2 separate regions of the Homo sapiens genome follow, and region 1 is linked to region 2. Evidence: chromatin loops called from intact Hi-C (ENCODE). Cell type or tissue: A673. All regions are shown on one strand. Each heading gives the region's core, and the rest is flanking DNA. Links, peaks and the distances in the headings are about the cores only. Region 1 holds the start of LOC107985474 (a long non-coding RNA gene). Region 2 overlaps APP (amyloid beta precursor protein).

What was found. Peaks named below come from ENCODE experiments on the same cell type or tissue, not always from the same donor. Only the 100,000 strongest peaks of a DNase experiment are listed, where the experiment ranks them.
Region 1: it touches region 2 in a loop (2.7-fold over the local background); 1 of 110 quality-filtered maps calls a loop at or near these places.

Annotation. Positions count from the first base shown.
Region 1 is chr21:26,457,287-26,465,579 of GRCh38, forward strand. The region is part of intron 1 of CYYR1-AS1 (CYYR1 antisense RNA 1); the gene reads left to right. LOC107985474 (a long non-coding RNA gene) reads left to right here and starts at 973. Exons shown (of 2, transcript XR_001755129.2): 1 at 973-1,046. In A673, for the core only: no CTCF peak of the experiment used is centred there; a DNase peak (open chromatin) is centred at 4,425.
Region 2 is chr21:25,877,514-25,885,853 of GRCh38, forward strand. It overlaps APP (amyloid beta precursor protein), which reads right to left. Exons shown (of 18, transcript NM_000484.4): 18 at 3,037-4,258. The coding sequence ends at 4,157. Among named protein-coding and RNA genes, the nearest start is that of GABPA, 150 kb to the left of the region's middle. In A673, for the core only: a CTCF peak has its summit at 4,458 (motif pointing right); a DNase peak (open chromatin) is centred at 4,488; H3K27ac peaks cover 812 bases.

The DNA of each region.
Region 1 (8,293 bases), core at 294-8,293, 580 kb after region 2:
ACTACACTGTTTCAAAAACCCCTTGGCCTGGGGTGACAGCGATGGTACCATTAGTCATTGTGAATCGTACCCATTTAAAAAGCCAGCACAGAAAAGGGATAGAAGGGGAGGAGGAGAGCTGCTTCTTATAATCGCTTTGAATTTAAGAACTTTGGACTATATCCAACTTTGCCCTTATTAGAGTATTTGTGCAACTACATTCTACACTGTAGATTATAGCTCTATAAAACACATTTGATAATCGATTCAACATATACTTCTTATTCAGTGCCTACTCTGGGTGCCAGTATAGAGTCATGCATTGAGCAGACTTACCCCTGTTCTCAGGGAGTTTACAGTCTAGTAGAGGAAGGGCACAGAGCAGAAAGAAGTAAACACACATTTATTTAACTATATCTTGGGGTAAGTGCTATGAAGGCAGCGTATAGGGAGTGTTGATGCAGAAAAATGAATAAGGTGTTGTTAGAGACCTGCTCAGATCAGGTTGTCAGAGAAAGCTAATTTTATGGTTTGGTATTTAACATGTGACCTGGCCTACATAGTGGCTCTTGTCTGTAATCCTAGCACTATGGAAGGCCTGGGCAGGAGTATCGCTTGGGGCCTGGAGTTGGAGACCAGCCTGGGAACCACTGTGAGCTCCCATCTCTACAAAAAATAAATAAAAAATTAGCCAGCCATGGTGGTGAGCACATATTGTCCTAGCTACTCCAGAGGCTGAGGCAAAAGGATTGCTTGAGCCGAAGAGTTGGAAGCTGCAGTAAGTCATTATTGCATCACTGCACTCCAGCTTAGGCAACAGAGTGAGACTATGTCTCTAAAAAGAAAAATAAAAAAAAAGTAAGACCGGAGGAATGAAAAAGAGTCAGCTATGTTCCAGACAGGAATCAGAATGTGCAAAGGCCCTGAGTTTGGAAAGAGCATGTCAACAATAACCCGAACCAACAATTGTGTAGAGAACTGGCACAGCACAGTGGATAACAGCAAGGATGCTGTGGTCTCCCTGCTCAACTTCACGTGCCATGGTTAGATGTGTGACCTTGCAGAAGGTACTTAACCTCTCTAAAAATCAGTTTTTTCATCTGTTAAATGCAGATAACATTATAATTGTATGAGGTAACATTTGTGAAGAGCTTAAAATAGTGCTTGATACACATTAAGTGCTATGTGTTTGTTAAATTAAAAAATAATAAGTAGGAGAGTGGAAAGAAGTGTCAAGCAACTGGAGTCTGTATCCAAGGATTGCTACCAAAAAGCTGTCCCATCAGCAGTAACTTTGAACAAATCTCTCATCTCTTCTGTGTCTGTTTTCTTACTTGTAAGTGTTACACAAAAATATTCCTATGCTGTCTCTAAGAGTCTATGTGATTCTTTTTTTATTGGTTTGTTCATTCTTGACTGCTGCCATGTGCATTTTATTCTTTTTTTAATTGTAATTTTTTATTATACTTTAAGTTCTGGGATACATGTGCAGAACATGCAGGTTTATTACATAGGTATATATGTGCCATGGTGGTTTGCTGCACCCATCAACCCATCATCTACATTAGGTGTTTCTCCTAATGCTATCCCTTCCCTAACCCCCCACCCCCCGACAGGCCCCAGTATGTGATGTTCCCATCCCTGTGTCCATGTGTTCTCATTGTGCAACTCCCACTTATGAGTGAGAACATGCAGTGTTTGGTTTTCTGTTCCTGTGTTAGTTTGCTGAGAATGACGGTTTCCAGCTTCATCTATGTCCCTGCAAAGGACATGAACTCATCCTTTTTTATGGCTGCATAGTATTCCATGGTGTGCCACATTTTCTCTATCCAGTCTATCATTGATGGGCACTTGGGTTGGTTCCAAGTCTTTGCTATTGTGAATAGTGCTGCAATAAACATATGCGTGCATGTGTCTTTATAGTAGAATGATTTATAATCCTTTGGGCTTATACCCAGTAATGGGCTTGCTGGGTCAAATGGTATTTCTGGTTGTACATCCTTGAGGAATCGCCACACTGTCTTCCACAATAGTTGAACTAATTTATACTCCCACCAGTAGGAGCATCTGTTGTTTCCTGACTTTTTAATGATCGCCATTCTAACTGGCGTGAGATGGTATCTCATTGTGGTTTTTATTTGCATTTCTTCAATGACCAGTGATGATGAGCTTTTTTTCGTATGTTTGTTGGCCACATAAATGTCGCTTTTTTTATTTTTTTAAAAAAGACAGAGTCTTTCTCTGTCACTCAGGCTGGGTGCAATCATAACTCACTACAGCCTCCAACTCCTGAGCTTAAATAATCCTCCTGCCTCAGTCTCCAGAGTAGCTAGGGCTACAGGTTCACACCACCATGCCTGACTAATTAAAAACTTCTTGTGTGTGTGGAGATGGGATCCCACTGTGTTGCCCAGACTAGTCTTGAACTCATGGCCTCAAGCAACCCTCTTGCCTCAGCTTCCCAAAGTGTTGGGATTACAGGTGTGAGCTACTGCACCTAGCCATTTTGTTCTTAAGAAGACAGTGGCCTTGCAGAAGTCTTCATCATCTGAAAGCTGGTTAGTGGTAGAGTTGAGACTAGAACCCAGGTCTCCTGCTTGTTTTCTCAAATAAATACATAATGCAAACACAGAACAGTTGAGAAGAGATGCTGGTCTATTTTAATATATTAGTTGACTCGGATATTTTTAAAAGAATGAAAGTGTCTCAGTCAGGGCCTTGGTAAGAAGTCGATGGCTACCCATATGGAGTAATTTGAAGAGAGTTCATGAAATGCGTGGATAGAGTGAAGGGAAACTACAGGCGGTAGTGCAGTACTCCATGACTAGCAGCAATAGGGAAGCTTTGGCAGTCCTAGGTCTAAAAGGGGAAGGAGAGAAGCTAGAAATATAGCTGTTTGGAGAAGGCATCCCATGGGAATTGGACTTTTGTTTGAGAGGCACCATCCAGATAAATACTTCAAGTAAGTATTCCATCTTCACTCTCCTTTTTCTTTCTGCTTTCCTGAATGGCCTCTCCATTGGCCAAATTCAACCAGAAGCACAACTGTCAAGGGAAGTCCTTGGTGCAGTCCAAGCAGTGTAGACTCCTGGGCAGAAATAGAGGGGAGGGTGTGGAGAGTGGATTTGTAAAGGGAAGGGGAATGTGTACACAGTACAAAAAAGGTTTAATGTCAATGGTCATCTTACCTTTTATTTCTATTAGACATTTTGTTCATCCAACACTTTTAGATATCTTATGTCATGCCAGATATTTGCTCAAAAAATCATTATATAATGAAGTGACGTGTGGTCCTCATTTTTAATTCTGCTGACATTGTAAAGAACTTGTGCCAATATCATGGTCAATTCACATAAAAATTAAATAATGAATTTATCTAAATTGTTCAATATAATTATTGTATTAATTCATTTCAATTTGGCAAAACAATAGTTTCAGGTAAGTACTATTTTAAGGCTACTTATGCTGTACTAGGAGAAAAGGATTAGTCATTGAAATCATTGTATTCTGCATGTAATACAGAAGGCAGGAGCCCAGGTTGAGCTTAACTGCTCACTCTCAGCATTTAAAGGACTGAGCTCGGGGAGCGGCTCTACCAAGATTTTCTTTGCATGAGAGACTAAGAAGTCTCCTAGGCAAGGTTCATCCTAGGGGAAGAAAGAGTTAGAATTATGTTCCCATAAAAATGTCCCGGGTTTCTGAGGAGAATATAATTGTTTTAATATAATAAAAGCACAATACCTATCACTAGAATTTGCCTAAAGATTATGAATTGAAACATTTACAGTATCCAAAACTGTAAAATGGGGATAATAATAATACCTATGCCATGGGTTTGAGAGGATTAAATGTAAGTTAAATGTAAATTGCTTAGAACAGTGCTTGGTGCACACATACACACACACACTTACTGTTATTATTAATTAAGGTAACACATTTCTAGGGATGATTCCATTGAGAATCAATGTTTTTACAGTGGTATTACTGCTTCTCAGAACGTGGATAAATGCATTATTTCTCTCCATACGTATTAAATAATAATAGCACAAAAGCTGGTTGCAATTTTATAACCCATTTTCAGCCAATTTTAGTGTTTTTGTTTCTTTTCAGAATATTCAGTAGTTTTTCAACATACCCTGGAGAAATGGTAACGTGAAAACTATGGCATCTTATTTTAGTAAAATACCTTAGTGTATCCTTTGGACATTGCTTCTGAAGTCTAAATTACATTAGAATCTATTCTATGGATATACAATTCATGAAGCAATTATTTTCTGATATTCAGTTGGTATTCTTTTTATGTAAGAAACGAGAAGCTTAATTTTAAGAATTATAAAAGTGCCTCTCCCAAACTGACATGTTATCCTGTTCCCACTAAGTGAGTCATTCAAGATGAGCACATTCCTCTTATGAAGGGGCACGTGTTAATACTGCACTTAAAGGCACGATTTAACTCTATCTGGATTGACATGTACATCAATTAAAAACTATGAAGCTACAGCCTTTGTTCAGTTGTCTGACTCATACTTTAGATTATGGACTACACTTAGAATATGCTACTCACTACAAACTCACTTCCTCTAATTCTTAAAGTTCTTTTAATATTCCTTCATGTCAAATATTAGTTGCTTACTTAATATATTCAATCATTTTTACCATGTCCCAAATATCATGTAGGTACTCCCTGAGGACTACAAATATCCAAGGGACAGTCTTGGCTCTCAAAGAGCTTAGAATCTAATGGAGGAGACAGACATTTACACAAATCTATTACAAGGCTACAAGAGGGGTATTGGATTAGGTACCAAAATGGCTGGAGGTGGGAAATGATTAATTCTGATTGGAAAATTTGCCAGGGTCCTCTTCTCCGGGTATCAGCTCTTTACCTAGATCTGGAAAGATGAGGAGGGTTTCTGCAGCTTAAGTGAGGGTTTATCTATCCTCAGGCAAGGAGGTAAGGGAATTAGCACCGTGTGTTCAGGTGGTGGCAAGGGATGAGGAGGGTGGTCTCCAAATGCATTTTCACAGGTAAAGCAGGAGTTGAACTCTGAATGCTTTATCCCTTTGGATGGCTTTCAAGTTCCTTTCTAGTCAATAGGGAAGATGATATGCAAAATGTGTGATAATCAAGACATTAACTGATAAGGTACAAAAATGGGGAATCTGATCGCTTGGATCTCTTCGGATTTTAGTCAGAGAAAATTATTCATCTTGCAGACCATGGAAACAATGCAAGATATCTTATTCATTTATTAGCCATGACGAAACGAGATTCAGAAAATGATTCTCTTGCTTCTTCCTCACATTTAGAAATGGCAGGTATGGTTCAGGCATGGTGGCTTACACCTGTAATTTCAGCACTTTGGGAGGCCAAGGCAAGAGGATTGCTTGAGGCCAGGAGTTCGAGATCAGCCTGAGCAACATAGCAAGACCCCATCTTTACAAAAAAATAAACAAATTAGCCAGGTTTCATGGCACGCACCTGTATTCCCAGCTACTGGGGAGACTGAGGTGGGAGGATCATTTGAGCCCAGGAGTTGAGGCTGCAGTGAGTCATGATCATTTCCCTGCACTCTAGCCTAGGTGGCAGAATGAAACCCTGTCTCTGAAGAAAGAACAAACAACAATTAAAAAAGAAATGACAGGTGATACACACTCAAAAGCTATTCATGACTGGGTTAGAAAAAGGAGAACAGAGACTGGGCACGGTGACTCACGTCTGTAATCCCAGCCTCTGGGAGGCCGAAGCAGTTACATCACCTGAGGGTCAGGAGTTTGAGACCAGTCTGGCCAAGATGGTGAAACCCCATCTCTACTAAAAATACAAAAATTAGCCGGGTGTGGTGGCTCGCGCCTGTAATCTCAGCTACTCGGGAGCCTGGGGCAGGAGAATTGCTTGAACCCCAGAGGTGGAGGTTGCAGTGAGCTGAGATTGTGGCATTGCACTCCAGCCTGGCCAACAAGAGCAAAACTCCATAAAAAAAAAAAAAAAAAGTGAGAGCAGAGCAGAAATAGAAATCAAAGTCTAAATTTTTTTAAAAAACAATTTCTCCTTCATGCTTCCAGAGAAGGCAAATATTCCTAACACATGTTCCCCCAGTTCCAACCATTTCCTTGGATTGGATGTTTATTTTTAGGGAAGGCATTCAGGATTAGCTTAGGTAGCAACTTGATCCACTGAACACTCATCTGGGAACTTGTCTTGGAATTATTTTCTTGATGAAGATTAAATATCTAGGAACAGAGTTGAAACAAAGGTTAGAACTGGGACTATTTTAAGACTCGTCCATAAAGGTATGTGGTGTATGTGCTGTACTTCATTCCCTGCCTAATACGATGGGCTTTAGTGCAGCTCATAAATGAAGTTCATGAGAAACACAAGCCTTGTGTGTATCTTTTCAGTATTTCTTAGGAATGTAGCACTTATCTAGTTAATGTGGTCCTTGAATGTTGCCAGCTCCATTCTGCTCCTGTTGGTTCAATAAAAGCAATTTGATCACAGCCAAGCATGGCTTGGGATTCTTTCAGCTGTTGAGTTGGTACATTCTTATTAGAGGGAAGGTATTATCTTCTACATTGCCTAAACTCTAAATAATCAACTTAAGGAGAGTAAGATAAAATATCTTTGCTATGGTACACCAACTACTAAGATGGCCCCCAAAGCTCTCTGCCTCTTGGTTTCTGTGTCCTTGTGTAATTCCCTCCTCTTTTATGTGAGATGAACTTAGTGTCCTGATTCTAAAGAACAGGTTATGGCAAATGTGATGGGATATCACTTCCAATATTGGATTTCGTAAGTCTGTGACTTCTGTCTTCCTAGCACTCTCTTCCACTCCATGGCTCTTCTTGCTTGCTCTGGGGGAGCAAGCTGACACATTTAAAGTTGTCCTACAGAGAGGCCCATATGCCAAGGAATTGAGGGTGGTTTCTGGCCAATAGCTAGTGAGAAAATGAAGCTGGCACAAAAGCCTCGGAGGGACTGAATCTCGTCAATGACCATGCATGGGAGTGAGCTTGGAATCAGATACTTTCTCAGTTGTACATTGAGATGACAGCAGCCTGTGACAGTCCCTGAGCCAGAAGACCCAGCTAAGCCACCCTCAGATTCCTGATCCATAGAAACTGAGATAATACATGTTTCAAGCCACTAAGTTTTGAGTTAAATTTGTTACACAGCAATGGATAACAAATGCACCTGTTTATAGAAGTGGTGAGGCTTCGGAGTGGGGCATAAAGGAAAGAGAATATGTATATTCAGTTGCAACTATCAGAGTCACCAACCCAGGTAGGATCTTTGTAACAGATGTTCTACATATATTGTTTATAATCATTGCAACCACGTGGCAAGGATGGTGTTATTCATATATTTTGAATGAAACTGAGGTTATGGAAATGTTGTTATTTGGCTCCGTACATGTAGTTAGAAGATGACAGAGATGAGAGGGGAAACAAAGTCTCCCTTACTCTGAAGCCTTGGTTCTGTCCCCTGCATTAGAGGGATGTTAGAGGCCTGAGTGGGGTTAAGTAGGCTGGAAATCAGAATCACCTGTGGGTTGCTTTATAGTTAATCATGTCACTTTCCTTTTCTGGAGGTCCTGACAATGTTTATACTGAACCACACTACACAGTACAGTTGCACCAAAGAGTTTTGCTCTTGCACAAGTTCAGCCATATCCCATGCAGCTTGGCCCCAAATCAGAGAATAAAAACTATGCATTTCAGATAGGTTTTGATTGAGAATATGGTAGTTCTTGGATGCCTCTGTGGTGATTAACAAGGTGACCATGTGACTTTGGCATTCTGGTGTTAGGTTGTTTTAATTAAGTGAAAAATTAAAACAATAGTACCCAGAGCTCCACTATTTGATGAGCTTAATATACAATCTTATGTGTCCCAGTCCCTACTTTACCTACAACCAAAAGTTGGCAAAATGAGTTTGGTTAAACAAGGACAAGTTGGAAGTAGAGTGGATGTATGATGAGTGCTGCCGTCATTTGGTGGTGGGAACAAGATTATGAAAAAACAGAAGGGTAGCCTACAGCCCTGCACCTTAGGAAGATTAGGTAGCCCCACATGCTCCTGTAGTGGCTTCTGAAGCTGGGTAGGCAGCTGCAGAATTGATTAGACTCTGAGAACAGGCTGTGGCTCTGTTTCACCAGCTCTAACATCAGGTCTAAGGTCTCTCTCCTATCATCAGCCCTTCAGCTCTTGCAACAGCTTTCCTGCCCATGGCTCTGGAGAGGGCCAGATTAGCCTCTCGCTGCTCATGGTTCTCATGCAAGTTATTGTCTTGCTTCCATGGGAATGGACTCTC
Region 2 (8,340 bases), core at 325-8,324:
GGGAGAATCGCTTGAATCCGGGAGGTGGAGGTTGCAGTGAGCCGAGATCACACCAGTGCACTGCAGCCTGGGCGACAGAGTGAGACCCCGTCTCTAAATAAATAAATAAATAAATAAATAAATAAATAAATAAAAGACACAAAATTCATAAGCCAAAAGAAAACGCAAGAGGATAGACACAGTAAATATAATACATTCAGCAATTACAATCTAAAATATGACAGAATTGACATCAAACATGGTAGTTATATCAAAACTAGATCGGCTTAATTTGCCTATTAAAAAAGATTATTTTCGGATTGGCTCGTATAGCAAAAACTCAACTGTGTGCTGCACACAAGATACACACCGAAAATGCAGCAATTGAAATAGCTAAAAATAAAGGAATGAACGAAAATTTACCAGACAAATGGAAACAGTAAGACAGCAGGCATTGCAATCCCGATACAGAAGTAGAGACTTCAAGCCCCAAACAGAACACAAAAGAAATATAGAGCTATAAAATGGCCCTTGGGCATATGAAAGAATAGCCCAATTATTCATAAGATAAATACAACTTAAAATTGTACTGAGATTGTACTCTTCCTGACCCATCATATTAGCCACAGCAAAGTCTCCCCAAATCTCATTAATCTTTTTTGCGCAGCAGCTACTCCTATAATTCTATTTGGCAGCACTTCAGTTTTGTATAAATTACCTATTGATTAATCCCCAGACCATTGGGAGAATACTATCAATATACCTCAATTTAAGAATCAAGATTATAAGGCATTATCTTTTCATAATTATATATGTATGTATATATACATTTGGCTAGACATTTTTTTCATTAGCTTTAAAATTGTCAGAGGCGTCTGAACCAGAGCAACTCCATTTTGAATAGGGGCTGGGTAAAATAAGGCTGGGACCTACTGGGCTGCATTCCCAGAGGGTTAAGTCATTCTAAGTCACAGGATGAGATTGTAGGTCTGCATAAGATACAGGTCATAAAGACCTTGCTCATAAAACAAGTTGCAGTAAAGAAGCCGGTCAAAACCCACCAAAACCAAGATAGCAATGAGAGTGACCTCTGGTTGTCCTCACTGCTACACTCCCACTAGAGCCATGACGGTTTACAAATGCCATGGCAACATCAGGAAGTTACCCTATATGGTCTACCAAGGGGAGGCATGAATAATTCAGCCCTTGTTTAGTAAATAATTAAGAAATAACAATAAAATGGGCAACCAGCAGCCCTTAGGTTCACTCTGCCTATGGAGCAACCACTCTTTATTTTCCTACTTTCTTTAAAACTTCATTTCCTTTTCCTCTATGGACCCGCCTTGAATTCTTTCTTGCATGAGATCCAAGAACCCTGTCTTGGGGTCTGGATTGGGACCCCTTTCTGGTAACAAAATGATCAAAGTTAAAGCTGTAGTTACTGTAACTGAGTTGGCCTTGGAATGCCATCCCATATAGTGCCATGTTTGAGAGCTGGTTTTCATTTCATTGGTGGCATTAGAAATGTACTATTATATTAGGGTTAATTCGCCCTGCTACCCCAACTAGCTAGCTACCTCCCCTTGGGCCAGGCAAAATGGAACAGTAGCTTGTACATATGAATTGTTAACATGTACATATCTTCATACAGCAGTCATGTCTAACTGTCCCTAACAGGGCAAGGGAGATGACCGGTCATTTTTTCTCATGAAAACAAGATACACTCAGGTGAGTTTTGAGTTTGTTCACCATGCAGAATGTGACGAGATAAGTTTAATTTTCTAGCTTAGTGTTTTTAGCTTAAAATGTTGCAATCTAAAGCTAAAATGTTCACCTGAGGCCAAGGACAACACAGCAAAAACAACAGGGCCAATGTGTCCTCAGACCTTTGGAATCGCAGTCAGATATCACTATGAACTGAGTGTTTGTGTTTCCCCCAAATCCCTATGTTGAAACCCTAATCCCCAATAATGGGATGTGGAGGTGGGACCTTTGGGAGGCAGTTAGGATTAGATTAGGTCATGAGGGCAGAGCCTCACGATGGGACTAGTGTTGAAGGGAAATGAAGAGACCATCTTATTCTTCACCATGTGAGGATGTGACCAAGTATCCTCATTTTTCTAAGAAAAAGAGAATGAGTTACTATTTTTTTCTCTTCTTTTCTCCATTTTCCAGTTTCCCATGTCCTACTTAGCCCTTTAGAAATGCAATTATAATTGTTTACCTCTCCTTCACGAGACACTCCCTACAGGGCAAGGCTGTCTAACATGTGTTTCAAAGCTCCAGTGAAACTCTCCCTCACCAGGAGACTGCTCAGGAGACAACAGTCAATTTACAACCCAAATTATGCCCGCTACAAAACTCTCCCCCACCTGGAGACTTTCGGACACCTTTGTAATCGAATTCTGTCCACAAAGACGTCAACTCAACCGCCTGGTAGATAAGGCACCACAACGAGTACAGGGACCTCCACCTGCTCACTGCCTTCCCTGCATGTCATTCGTGCCAGGCCCTCCTTTTATTTATTTATTTATTTATTTATTTATTTATTGAGACGGAGTCTCGTCTGTCTCCCAGGCTGGAGTGCAGTGAGCCGAGATTGTGCCACTGCACTCCAGCCTGGGTGACAGAGCGAGACTCTCAAAAAACATAAATAAAATAAATAAATATCCTACACTGGTCAGGACAACTCCCTTCAACAAGGAATTATTCCCTGCAAAATGTTAGTAGCGTTCAGGATGAGAAACCATGCTTTACAGATAATCAGCTGTCTTAATTTTTATTTCCCTGGAACTTTTCCCTTTGTCTCTCATTTGGGACAAACTTGAGGGCCAAAATATGGCAGCAAAATGTTTTAGATCAAGTAAAGACTGTAAATTAGGTCTATGAAATATTTTCCCAGCACTGGGAGACACATGTTGGCCCCAACTTCCTACTCAGACTTGCAATTAAGACACAACAGGTGTGGGTACCCAACATGCGAAGACTTCTCACTGGTCTGTACGTCAGTAAATGGTCAAGATTGTTACTATGGAATCATTCACACCAGCACAATGGTGCTCCTCCAAGAATGTATTTATTTACATGAAAACACCATTTTATACAAATTGAAGACACATCTTAAAAGAAGGGTTTGTCCAGGCATGCCTTCCTCATCCCCTTATATTGCCACTTCCATTTTCATCTTCTTTTGTATCATAAATGAAACTTCAGACTGGTTAAAGAAAATTGAATCTGCCTCTTCTCCCCACCCAAAATTACTTCGATTATTTAATGTCTGTAGTCATCCTTCAAAGAAAAGTCTTGCCCGGGGTTATTTTATTTAATTTATTTATGTAATACAGTGTAGAAAGCGATCATGTCATAAGCAATGATTCTGTACAATCATCCTGCAGAAAATTGTTTTGGAGAATTCTTGGTAATTGAAGACCAGCAGAGCACCCCTCCCCACCCGCCCCGTAAAAGTGCTTACAATGAACAGGGATTCTTTTCTTTATCAAAGACCCAAAGATACGTGGACAAAAAAAGAAAAGCTTGAAGTCTCAATGCCTAATGTGTGCACATAAAACAGGCACGAAGAAACAAACGTGTGTATCCTCTTAATTCCTATATCACAAATATAGCAGAAGCAGCAATCTGTACAGTAAAATGCAGTCATGGAAAAAAAATCTCTCTAAAGCATCTGAAATACTTAAAAATGTTTAACTTTAAAATGCATAGTGATCAGGAAAGGAATACTTAGGCAAGAGAAGCAGCTGAACTCCCACGTTCACATGAAGCATCCCCCATCGATTCTTAAAGCATATGTAAAGTAGGACTTAATTGGGTCACAAACCACAAGAATAATATACAACTGGCTAAGGGGCTATGTGATAAATAATCAGGAGAGAATCTATTCATGCACTAGTTTGATACAGCTAAATTCTTTACAGTACACAAAACCCATTAATAATGTAGTATAGAGACCAAAATGTAAAGAGAGATAGAATACATTACTGATGTGTGGATTAATTCAAGTTCAGGCATCTACTTGTGTTACAGCACAGCTGTCAAAAGGCGATAATGAGTAAATCATAAAACGGGTTTGTTTCTTCCCACATTATTCTATAAATGGACACCGATGGGTAGTGAAGCAATGGTTTTGCTGTCCAACTTCAGAGGCTGCTGTGGCGGGGGTCTAGTTCTGCATCTGCTCAAAGAACTTGTAGGTTGGATTTTCGTAGCCGTTCTGCTGCATCTTGGACAGGTGGCGCTCCTCTGGGGTGACAGCGGCGTCAACCTGAAAAACAAGAGGAGAGCTGAGTAAAAAATAAAAATCAATCTTTTAAGGGTGAACATGGAGAAGCAGTAAAAAGATAAGGAGTACAGTACTCTTCTTTTGCCAAGATTGCAGAACACCCATAATTTTCTCCCCCACTTTGACATCTTGGAGCAGAACGCCTTTGCCCACCAGTTACACAGATGCTGTGCTCCATCTAGCCACCAGGTGGCGGTGGAAACCTTGACGCGCTTGCAACGTGTCCAGTGGTTGTTTCTGGTTCCCCAACTCCACAGTAAGTGGATAAACCCAGTGCAATGGTATTTTTTCCTCCCCTGTTGGGTCCATAAAGGACAAACAGAGTCAACGGAAGCCTGTTTTACGTGGAAGTGTTTTGGTAAAATAGATAAAACCACAAGAGTATCATGGAGGGAGATTCAGCAAAGTATACTGTATCTTGGGTGACACTCAAATCTGTGTAGAAAAATACTCGATTTCCTGGACTGCTGAATTTAGTCTAGCCCATTTCTATCAAATTTTATGTTTGTTAAAATGTTAAGGAGAGGTTTGAGAATCAATTAAAACAATAACATATACCAAAGGGGGCTATTATTTGGCACAAGAAAAAAGGAAGAGCAAGGACGACGCCATTCTAGATGATGTAATTTTTTAAAAACTGAGAATTAAGATACTATAGAAGTATGTTCAGCTCAAAGTTTAAAATCAGACCCTCTCTGTTAATATGTTGCTTTACCTCTAAGGTCAGGCCAGTAACTGAAGACGTTTTTCTCCCCCTGTCACTGTTAGAGCTGTGTGTGGCATTTACTGTCTGCAGGTTGGGCAGGGTACTTACCCCTACAACGTGGGCAGTGGCTGTTCTTGTTTTACTATATTTGTTATACCTCTCCCCGTTCGCAGAAGAGAGGAGGTCCTTAACTCTGCTGAATGAGTATGTTAAAATTCCTCTTTTGTAAAACCATGGTAAGATGAAGAGAATAAATAGAAAGTCATCAGAATGAAGAGGCATGTTTTCCAGAGAAAAGTTTGGATGTACCATAGAGAAGATATTCCTTCAAAGGGATATTTCCTAGAATGGGCTGCTCATTCATCTCTGGGAGAATACTGCAGGCCCATTCCCCCTTGTTGAGTGTTGCCAAGTGACATTCCTCCCTTATGCAGCTTTTCCCCCTACACACCCCATCTGGCATGGATCTGAGCCTACACAGCAATGCCCCTGAAGCCAAGGAAGAAAAAGTACCAGCGAGGATGTAGTGTCAGCAGTAAGACATGAGGTCTCGAGATGGAGCTAGATATGTCATGACTAGACCACACTGGCTGATAACAATTCAGACTAAAAGATCTGTCAATATGGCCGGGTGCAGTGGCTCACTCCTGTAATCCCAGCACTTTGGGAGCCTGAGGTGGGTGCGTCACTTGAGGTCAGGAGTTTGAGACCAGCCTGGCCAACATGGTGAAACCTTGTCTCTACTAAAAATACAAAAATTAGCCAGGCGTGGTGGTGCACGCCTGTAATCCCAGCTGCTCCACAGGCGGAGGCAGGAGAATGGCTTGAACTTGGGGGGTGGAGTTTGCAGTGAGCCAAGATTGTGCCACTGCACTCCAGCCTGGGAGACAGAGTGAGACTCCATCTCCAAGAAAAAAAAGGCCAGGTGAGGTGGCTCAAAATCCCAGCCCTTTTGGGAGGCCAAGGCGGGTGGATCACGAGGTCGGGAGTTTGAGACACGCCTGGCCAACATAGTGAAACCCCATCTTTAACAAAAATACAAAAAAATTTAGCCAGGCACAGTAGCACGTGCCTGTAGTCCCAGCTACTCCAGAGGCTGAGGCAGAAGAACTGCTTGAACCCAGGAGGCTGAGGCTGCAGTGAGCCAAGATCGTGCCACTGCACTCCGGCCTGGGCAACAGAGGGAGACTCTGTCTCAAAAAAAGTAAATAAATAAAAATAAATCTGTCAGTATAATCAGGTCCCCTGTGGTCCCTTCGGATAGCCCCACTTCATGAAGTGATTGACTCTTTTCAGTCTGGGAGTGAGGTGGAATGACTACCAGTGGCTAATCCCAAGGCAGCTGGAATAGGTAGATATACAGCTCCCTCATCCCTTGGGACAGAATGTTCCATCCATTATGTGCCCATTTTTTTTGAGTTGGAGTCTTGCTCTTGTTGCCCAGGCAATCTCGGCTCACTGCAACCTCTGCCTCCCAGGTTCAAGTGATTCTCCTGCCTCAGCCTCCCGAGTAGCTGGGATTACAGGCACCCGCCACTACGCCTGGCTAATTTTTGTATTTTTAGTAGAGATGGGGTTTCACCATGTTGGCCATGCTGGTCTCAAACTGACCTCAGGTGATCCGCCTACCTCGGCCTCCTAAAGTAGCACTAGGACTACAGGCATGAGCCGCCATGGCCATGTGCCCCGATTCTTACGTTTCCATTTATGGAAGAGACTGTGCGCCACTGTGAATCCCTCCCATCTACCACCCTGTGGCTCAGAGCTGCCTGAGTTCCCCTGCATCCAAACCCTCAGCTTACTCCAATGACAGACCTAGGCATCTCCCCTTAGCACACTCCCACCAACAAGCTCTGACCAAGGCCAGTACTCAGAGGACTCTGCTCAAATGGATGCTCAGCTTCACTGTCCTTCTGGGAGCAAATCACAGATATTTTCCTTATCCTCTCCTCTTTCCTTTGCTGTGCACTGTTGTCAACAAATGAGGTCACCTGGCTTTAACTGGTAACTGTGTAATTAGCCTCCAACTTGTAAGTTAAAAACCATGGTTAAAGATTAGCACCAATAATGAGAGATTTCATTCACTCTGTAAATCTGTGTGCCAGGAGACAGCCTATCTGCAGCAGTACGCCATTTGAACTTGGGCATCATTTTTGCTCCCCATCACCTCGAAACTGAGAACTCAAAGAATGCCCAGGTTAAAAAAAATTATCTTGCTTAGGAGATCAAGCACAAAGCTGCTATGTTTCTGATTGTAGAAAAAAGCCACAATGCTGCTTGATTGTTGGAATATTATACTTTTATTTCTTCCAGGAGGCACATCTACCATCACACTGGCTGTCAACAATCATTTGCATGCATCAAGGGCAGGGGAACACCTGGCAATTTGATAGGTTTATCTCCTCTTCAAACTCCAAAGCCTAACGCTTAAGAGTGCCCTGCTAGAGATGCGAGGCTCCAAGGCTGGTGCACAATCCAGACCTCTAACTCTCCTGTCTTTTCTTGGCTTCTGTTTTGCTACTTGATAATCCTATTACCTTTTGCCACTGAGAGGACAGCTACATTTTGCCATTCCTGCCATGGGGCAGCTTGGCCCTCAGACCTTAGAGGGCTTAGGAGCTACAGAAGAAGGGATTATCTTGACAAAAGGGCATCCAAGGAGTATGGATTGGATCTTTAATCTCCAGCCCCTTGAAAGCTAGATGCGAAAATCTGAGTACTCATGTCTATGGATAAAGGAGGAGCACCAAGTAAGGGTAGCCTTCCTCTCCAGCAGGCTCACCAATCTCTTCCTCATGGCTAAGCTACAGCAGTGGCATGGGCCACCATGTGAAGGCCAGCCCTACCACGACCCTGTGCAGACAGGGCCTCTGCACAGACACAATATTATTTCCCTTAAAGCAGAGCCAGGGAGGGTTTGAGCCCATGGTGCTTGTTCTGGAAGGAATGATAAGACAATGAAGTCAGAATTTCCATTTTCCAACTGGGCAGGAACATCTGTCACTTGCTGGGATGAAGACACACATACATACAACCACTGAATATTCATTCTCTTCCCAGACTGCCTGGATTACACAGCAGCAGGAAATGATCTGAGGTCTTCATGTGACTCTCGGTACGCTGCACCTTCCTGAGACCTGGACCCCTGCACTGCATGGTGGCATGGCTTCAACTGGCTGCTGCCTATGACACACGCTGAAAAGAGCTGAGCCCAAATAGCCTGACCAGCCTTGTTCTAAAATAGCTTTGAGGAGAACGTTTGACACTCTTTGGCTAACCTCCATACCCCCTGACCCTTTTCTCCCTGAACTTGATTCATTGGAACCATTTAGTCCTTCACTGTATCCAGAGTAATTTA